Linked DNA regions of Homo sapiens: region 1 is linked to region 2. A link is an interaction called in ENCODE POLR2A ChIA-PET data of the cell type or tissue named here. Cell type or tissue: A673. All regions are shown on one strand. Each heading gives the region's core, and the rest is flanking DNA. Links, peaks and the distances in the headings are about the cores only. Region 1 overlaps TASOR2 (transcription activation suppressor family member 2). Region 2 overlaps ASB13 (ankyrin repeat and SOCS box containing 13).

Region 1 (4,396 bases), core at 163-4,162, 71 kb after region 2:
ATTTTTCTTCCTTGTCTATTCTGAGCTAACTTGCTTGCTTTCTCTTTCTTTCCTTTCTTTCTCTTTCTTTCTTTCTTTTTCTTTCTTTCTCTCCTTTTCTCTCTCTTTCTCTATCTCTTCCTTCCTCCCTCCCTCCCTCCCTCCCTTCCTCCCTTCCTTCCTTCCTTCCTTCCTTTCCTTCCTTTCTTCCTTCCTTCCTTTCCTTCCTTTCTTTCCTTTCCTCTCTTTCTCTCTTTCTGACATGGTCTGGCTCTGTTACCCAGGCTGGAGTTCAGGGGTGCAATCTCAGCTCACTGCAACTTCTTCCCCCCAGACTCAAGCCATCGTCCCACCTCAGCCTCCAAAGTAGCTGGGACTACAGGTGCACTCCACCATGCCTGGCTAATTTTTGTATTTTTTATAGAGGTGGGGTCTCACTTTGTTGCCCTGGCTGGTCTCAAGCTCCTGAGTTCAAACAATCTGCCTGCCTTAGCTTCCCGGCGTGCTGGGATTACAGGCATGAGCCACCTCGCCCAGCCTAATCTGAACTTTTTTAATGTAGAGCCTGTTTCCCTGTAATAGAGACTGTTTGCCATTTGTCTTGATAAATCCAAGATTTAGCATGATATTGGATGCATAATAGTCACCACTAATAGTTTTGTTTAATGAATATATATACAACTAATTTGGGGGAGGAGAGAGATTTTTGTAAATTGTGTTCTGCTTGATTCCGTTATTTTCAACTAGTGGAATAAAGATGTGGTTCTGTGATCTCTTCATTTTGAAAGATTTTTTTTCAGTAAGGCAAAAGCGATTAAGCATAATATATTTCTGTGTACAAAATTTTCTTTAGAAGTTAAAGACTTTTGGAGGAAAAACATTTCAGATTATGTGTTATAGCTTATAGAACAAATTAAGTCCTTAGCTGAGAATACTTGTCAAAGGAGGTAAATAAATATTACATAATTATTCCTAATACAAATTACTCAGCGAACATTTGTTTCTATAGTAAATATGCTATAAATAGAATTGTTCACTTTATGATTTTTTTTCTTTCTTCATTTTAGCATTTATGACATTAACAGAGAACAGGACTATGTCAAGAATTCTGAGGGTATACTTGGTGAAAATGAATTAAGACCACCCTCCCAGCTACATTCTCTCTTAGAGAAGATCGAGACAGGGTCCCTATCAGAAAAGAGTGGGTATTAAACTAAGTGCTATAAGTCATAACTAATGAATCCAGAATAGAATGATTAAAATGTTTTTAGTTTTAATTTAGATCATGTAAAACAAAAAGACTTTAAAAAATTATGATTTCCAGTACCTATATTTTTTAAAATAATCATTAGTCCAAAAGTAATAGGTGATTAACTTTTCAAATTGCAACATAAAACACGTATGTTCCTCTGTTGTGATTGAATTTAACCTTTCTCACATGCTCTTTATTCATCACTTAAGCCCTAAGGGATATACTTAATGCTTTATAGGCAAGCACTTTTCAAGTTTTACCGTCTTAGATTTTTAGGTTTCTTTGTGGTATAGCCCCCTCTTCATTTTCATAGTCTGGTAATCTTGAATGTTTAAATAAAGCTTGAGCATTGCTCAGCAGTTATGAGACCATTCATTCATAAAGTGTTTGTATTGTTTGGTGCACTGATTGGACTCTCAAATGAAAGTGTATTTTGTAAAGAAGGGAGAGCGTCAAATTTCTAGATGAAATTTTCATCTGTCTCCTCATTTACTGAACAGGAAACTTGTGCTTTCTTGAGAGTGTAATTGATGTCATTATGAACCCATGAAAGATTTAAGATTAGCTATGATTTTCCAACAACTTTGTTTTTAACATACCTCTGCTAACCATAAAATCACTGCTTTTATGCATATACTGCTATATATTGAAGAATACTGGCCTAAAGTGGAAGCATTTTTAACCATAAATAAATAGTTCTGGAAATAAAAATATATATAAGCAAAAAATAATTTGGTACTTGTTCCTCCTCCTTCGTTTTAAATCATTGGCTTTATTTATAGCTATATAGGGAACAGTATTCCCCACACTGGTGTTAATGAAGTGTTCTCTGACCATGTATTTGGGAAACCCTGTATTAGTGTTTTTAATTGCACCATCTCTTCAGTTTTCAGTTCATTATTGTGCATTATGATGCTCAAAAATGAGGACGTATGTAACTTAAATCTGTGCCTACCTATTAATGACTTACAGAATTTAGAGAAGTTGATAATCACAGTCTTCATTTCCAGAGTTACTTTTTAAAATATTTCTTTCAGTGTAAACAATGTGTTTCTCAAATATTGGTCTATAGGTAATTCAATTTTGAAACTTTCTTGCTTTTTTATAAATATCAAATATAAAGTTCCCAAAATTATTGTTTCTAAAGAAATCTTGATTTGTGTTTAGGCTAGCAGTACAGATTATTTGTAAAATGAATTTGAAAATGCTCAGGTTTGCCAGTTTGTTTTGAGTAATGCAGCTAATAAAGCTTTAATTTTAACTCTTATAACTGGTGTTTTGCTATTTGCATCTATTCAGAATATCCCTATTTTTTAAAGCACTGGTATATTGAAGGAGAAAGTGAAACTGAGCAAAAGTAAAAGTAAAACTTAGAATGAATATATAAATCATGTATATCAACTTCAGAATATTCGTAAACATTTCATTCTTTTCTATTTACAGTCTTTCATTTTGATACTTGGAAGTTTATTAAAAGATTTTTTAAATGCCTTGATAATTAAAGTATTAGGACAATTTAGTCTAAATTTAGCTTACTAAAATGTTTGCTTTCATTTCTGAGATAGTCTAGTTTTTGTATATTGGTTACTTACAAGTTAGTTTTAATTGAGATTCTTTTTTCTCTTTAATTTTTGAACTTTAATACATTTGGCAGTTTTGGTAAAAGTAGGAAGCCATATTACTGTACTTCATAACATTTATACTATATGACCAGTACTTCCAGTGCTATATAAATCATTCTCTTCTCCTTATTGTTTATAAATACTAGGTTTGTAAAACCCCCCAACCTTAATAAAGAGAATAGAAAGAGTACAAATAGGAGAGTGAACAGTTAAAATGGTTAGATGCAAGAGTGTCCGTAGGTCATTAGGCTCAGTTCTTGCTAAAGTAGAGACTTGTAAAATCAAAAGGCACAAAGAGTCAGTCAACATAATTACTGGATCCAGTCGGTAATTCTCAATTAGGAAACGTGCCTCTCATGGGAAGGGTGTATCACAGTCCCTCAAAGCTATCTCACATGGGTATGGTTTGAAAAAAGCACCTTCAAAAAATTGTAAGTACAGCTCTGTTGTATAAAATGAAAGAAAGTGATTTTATAATACAACTCACAGGAAGTAAAACTCAATAGACTCTTCTTGACGGGTGAGGAAATCCCAGAGATACAATGATTTCTATTGTGTCTGGTGAGTGGGCAATAGTAGGTCCCTTAAAAGGGACCTAGCTGACTTAGGGATTTAATGAAAATATGTAAAGAGTAAGTTTATCAAGTGTGGCGTATATATTTAAAAAAAAAAGAATAGAAACAAAGGATGAAAAAAACTAAAGAATGAGAAATTGCTCTAAAAGTCTAAGCAGCTCCTGACCACCACCTTGACACTACAGTTGTATCCACTTTTGACCAACTACAGTTATAGTACACAGCTTTCAACCAAAAGACATACCAGGTCTGGCAGGACATATTTTAGCTCCTGTACTAAAAGTAATTCAGCTTCAGTTCTAATTTATTTAGGTTATTTTCTTTACATCAGAGGTCTTTTAAATTTTGTTAAGACAGTACAAATATTTCTTAGTTATATAGGAAAGGAATAGGTGATGTTTTGAGTGATATTCAGTGTGTCTCCCTTAACCCCATCCTTTGGAATCTTAAATAGCTGCGTTATTTTTGTTTGTGTTTTACAGTTTTTGAGACAGTGTCCTTGAGTTCAGACTCTCTCTTCCAGAGGGCAGTTTCACTCCTCCATACTTCTTACTTGGACTCTTCATCTGAGCATGGTTTTCAGTACAGTCAAGTGACTTTGGTGAAAAATGACATTTTCTTAAATGAGGTGAGGTGCTTGGTACACACTATGATGGTTTTGTTTTAGTTTTAAAAGAGGTAAACCCATCATTTTTGGTATATAAGCCTAGCACTTTTTAGCTATAATTTTTCAGACGCAGCAGATCCTTGGAAATAGTCACTTGGAAGGTAATTATTCTAGGGAATAGAAAAATAATGCATTTATGTTTAGTCTTAATGGCAGGAAGAATTCAAATGATGCATTTTTAAAAATTTGCAAGACAAAATAGTATGTTTATAGCGTTTGGTTATTCTGTTCTCTCTTTATACAGTACAAAACTTTTTACCAACAAAAAAAAGCAAGTAGTTATACTCAGGAAGAACTTCAA
Region 2 (4,396 bases), core at 92-4,091:
CACTTTGTTGAATTAAATATTAATTTGAATTTCCCTGATCACTTCTCAGCATCCTTTCCTGGGAGTGGACATTTCAAGATCCCTCTTTTATAAAGCCCTGTTCTTATTCTTTGCCCAGTTTTTTTCTATTGGGTTGTTTATCTTTTCTTTTTTGTAGAAATGGGGTCTCTTTAGGCTGCCCAAGCTTGTCTCAAACTCCTAAGCTCAATCCTCCAGCCTCAGCCTCCCAAAGTGCTGGGATGACAGGCATAAGCCACAGCACCTGGCCCATTTTAATGATCTATCATAAGATCTTTATATATTTTGCTTGCCAATTACTTGTTATATATGTTGCAAACATCTGCTCCAAATCTGTCCACTGCACACTGCATTTGAAAATGTAAACTGAGAAGTCTTATGACTGCAGGACTCCTGAAATAGATGGTATGATCTTAAGGCGGGAATAGTTCACACAGCTGCAAGATCTACAAACATCAACAAAACCACACAACAGTCAATGTAACTTTCATATTTGGGGACCACTTTAGGCTTTTCAAGGCATCTTTTTTTTTTCTTTTTTGTGGGGACAGAGTCTCACTCTGTCTCCCAGGCTGGAGTGCAGTGGCACGATCTTGGCTCACTGCAACCTCCGTTTCCAAGTTCAAGCGATTCTCCTGCTTCGGCCTGCTGACTAGCTGGGATTACAACCATACACCACCACAGCTGGCTTATTTTTGTATTTTCAGTAGAGACAGGGTTTCAACATCTTGGCCAGGCTAGTCTCAAACTCCTGGCCCAAGTGATCTGCCCACCTTGGCTCCCCAAAGTGCTAGGATTATAGACATAAGCCACCCCACCCAGCCAAGGCATCTTTCAATCATTTAATTTCAGCCTCATAAAAACCTGAGGCGGCCGGGCGCAGTGGCTCACACCTGTAAACCCAGCACTTTGGGAGGCCGAGGCAGGAGGATCACGAGGTCAGGAGATCGAGACCATCCTTGCTAACATGGTGAAGCCTCGTCTGTACTAAAAATACCAAAAAAAAAAATTAGCCGGGTGTGGTGGCGGGTGCCTGTAGTCCTAGCTACTCAGGAGGCTGAGGCAGGAGAATGGCGTGAACCCAGGAGACGGAGCTTGCAGTGAGCCGAGATCGTGCCACTGCACTACAGCCTGGGCGACAGAGCGAGACTCCACCTCAAAAAAAAAAAAAAAAAACACAAAACCTGACGCTGGGGACCCAATCTCGTCCACCTGAGGTGACGGGCTTGGCTCAGTGGTTGGTCATCAAGACCCCTTCAATGCTCCAAGTCTGATCCATTATCTCGGTTTTGCAGCTTTCCGGAACAACTCAGAGTAGAGAAGCAGATAAACCTGTGTGCAGTCACAGCCCTGCATAAGGGCAGGGGAGGACCCAAAATCCCAGTCACCTGGTCCCGTGGACAGCGTCTGTCTCCCCCAAGAAAAGTCCACATAAGGGGGGTGCTGAAGTTGGCATCAGGAGACCTGGGGAAGAGATGGGAAAGTGTGGCTCCCTGGCAAGCACAGCGCTGCCAAACGACCTGGGACACAGCAAGACGAGAGCCACCCCTCTCCATCCACACAGGATGCGCCCATCTTGGTGTTTCTGCCCCATAAGAAAAGAGTCGTGTGAACACAGGGATGCACTTTATTCCGCCACTTTTATTGAGCAACAGCCGTGGGGACCTGATTCTGCGCTAAGTGCTCTACTGTGAGACATCACAGGTTGTCATTGCTAGAGGCAAGAATCTCTTACAAAGATGAAAGGGCAGAACCCAGTGCTTTTTTTAATGGTTGTTATTCCATGCAGAAACACTGACTGATCCAGAACTGGTAACTAAGGCGGTGATCAAACAGGAATGCTTTTCTTCTCAGTTTAGGACGAAGACCCGCCATGACAATGGCGGGAACGCTGGAGTAAAACCTCACGGCGGCCAGCATGAAGTTTTTCGCCAGATTTGTGGCCCCACCCCCAAGTACCCACGCGGAGAGGCCTCCAGTCATACAGCACAAAGGGCATCGCCTTGGGCAGCTCAGGCTCACTCTGTTCCACACTGTCTGCGGTGGGAGGCTCGGGCCGGCCTGGGTGCATCCAGTGAGTACCACGTTCCCTTTTCCCGGCACACTGTCTCCAGGACAGGCGTGACCTGTTCTCCAGAATGGGTAGAGATGGGGTTTCATCAAGTTGGCCAGGCTGGTTTCAAACTCCTGACCTCAGATGCCCCAGAAACCACTCATCCCTGAACTAATCATGCAAAGTCCTCCAGTTTAACTCCCTGTTGTGGGCGGGGTTCTTAAAATTTATGAAGGCAAAGACTCCTAGGCCGGCCCATGCAGTCTGAATACGCTACCGAATGCTCCACCTATGGCTTATAATGCAGAACGACCTGTTTCTATCACTGCAGGACGGGATTGCAAGATTTTCTTATCCTGCCTTGGCTGCAGAGTCCCATTCCCGTCCAACTCAAAGCACTGGGACAATGCTGGATGTGATAGATGGTCTTACTAATTTGATAGCTTCAAGGAGTTAGCAAACTGTAGGGTGGGTGAAGAATTCATTTGACAACCATAGAAACAGATGAAAAACAATTCCCACAGAGTCTCCAAACAGGCCTTTGCACTGAGAATGCCGAGCCACGAGAATATACACCTTGACACACCTTCACACTGCTGTCGGTTTGAATGGCTCATTACCAAAACCTTAGTGGTACCGCCTACGTGTCCTCTAAAAGGTTTTTATCCTACATATAAACTTTTTACAAGAGTTGGAGACCTAATACTGAAGACAAATTTCCTAAGAAACTCAGTGCTACTTGTGGGGAATACAAAGCCAGGGCCTTCCCCCACAAAGACCCATAGAAAGTCCCTGAGTGACAGATGCGCGCAGGCTTGGGGCTGGGGGATGCCTTGGAAAGTGCTCCAGGAAAAGCATCCACACAGCAGCCAGCAGAGCAGCAGTCCCAGGCCACATCCCAGGCCGACCTTCCGTGGGCCCAGCCATTCCCTATGAGCACCGAGGGCAGTCCTGGTGCCGACCCGGAGGTGGTGGCCTGCACCTGGGGCCTGTGCATCTGCGGCAGGCTGCCCCGGTGAGTGAGAATCAGCAACAATGCCCTCAGTCCCCAGCTCTGCCAGCCTCCTCTGTGCTCCCCACGCCGTCTGTCCTGAGAGTGCCTTTGAGGATGGTCCGTAAAAGAGGAAAACTGGATGGTTGGGCCCATGCCCATTGAGAGGGTAGGTTCTGTAGAACAGCGCAGGGCCACACCCACAACTGTGACCTGAGACGCAGGCCTTCCCAACACCCTGGAAACATTATCCAGGATCCAGGAGAGAAGCCTAAACAGGATCGCAGGAAGGGACTCGAAGGAGCGTTGTTCTATCTACAGCAATCACGCTGCTTCAGAGGAACAGGCAGAGCCCTCACCCGGGCAATGCTGGGCACAACGGGGGCAGCCACGGTCCGGACCCCACCTGCAATTCAGTTGTAGGAGAGGTAATCAATGAGCCGGGGCGGGATGTTTAACTTGGCAATCTTCTCCAGCCCTCGGACGCCAGTGGCCTTCCTCAAGTTCACCCTGCAGAGCTGTGACAGAGTCAGAGGTGTCTCTGAAAAAGGGAGCAAGGAAGGATGTGAGGTTAATTTCAGGAAGAAGCACAACACCTGCAATGGAACACAAACTCAGAGGGAATCGGAAACGCCTCCCTTTCCCCTGGAACCGGGATGTGTCCTGTAGGCCTTCTCTGGAAGGACAGCCAGGAACCCGAGGAAGGGAGCCCAGGAAATGAAGTTCGGGGCATGATGTCCACTGGGATTGCCTTTTGTGGGCTTTGGGAGTTTGTTTGGTTTTGAGGTTTTTTGTTTTTTGTTTTTTGAGACAGAAAAAAAGCGACAGAGGCAAGAATCTCTTACTCTGTCACCCAGGCTGGAGTGCAGCGGCACAATCTCAGCTCACTGCAACCTCCGCCTCCTGCATTCAAGCAATTCTCCTGCCTCAACCTCCCGAGTAGCTGGGATTACAGGCACCCACCACCATGCCCGCCTAATTTTTATATTTTTAGTAGAGATGGGGTTTCATCAAGTTGGCCAGGCTGGTTTCGAACTCCTGACCTCAGGTGATCTGCCCGCCTCAGCCTCCCAAAGTGCTGTGATTACAGGTGTGAGCCACTGCGCCTTTTCAAAACCATGGTTTTGGTTTTTTGAGACACGGCATTATATTTCAGCACCCAAACTTGTCATCAAACAACTAATCTGCAGCTAGGAGGCTCATCTGTCAAATGTCCAGCACAGGAGGCACAGGTCTGGTGCCCGGGCAGGTGTCGGCCACAGCTTCTGCTGCTCCACGCCACGGGCCACAGGGAACCCAGGGAGAGCTGGGGCAACAGCACAAACAGCCCCCGC

Evidence for each region. ChIA-PET counts read pairs that join two places held together with the same protein. Peaks named below come from ENCODE experiments on the same cell type or tissue, not always from the same donor. Only the 100,000 strongest peaks of a DNase experiment are listed, where the experiment ranks them.
Region 1: POLR2A ChIA-PET joins it to region 2 with 8 read pairs; 2 of 35 experiments call an interaction of 5 or more read pairs at or near these places.

What each region holds. Positions count from the first base shown.
Region 1 is chr10:5,708,484-5,712,879 of GRCh38, forward strand. It overlaps TASOR2 (transcription activation suppressor family member 2), which reads left to right. Exons shown (of 22, transcript NM_001321783.2): 2 at 4,340-4,396. Among named protein-coding and RNA genes, the nearest start is that of TASOR2, 26 kb to the left of the region's middle. In A673, for the core only: no CTCF peak of the experiment used is centred there; no DNase peak of the experiment used is centred there; H3K4me3 peaks cover 1,974 bases; H3K27ac peaks cover 2,118 bases.
Region 2 is chr10:5,637,228-5,641,623 of GRCh38, forward strand. ASB13 (ankyrin repeat and SOCS box containing 13) reads right to left here. Exons shown (of 6, transcript NM_024701.4): 6 at 1,640-3,603. The coding sequence ends at 3,476. Among named protein-coding and RNA genes, the nearest start is that of LINC02677, 21 kb to the left of the region's middle. In A673, for the core only: no CTCF peak of the experiment used is centred there; no DNase peak of the experiment used is centred there.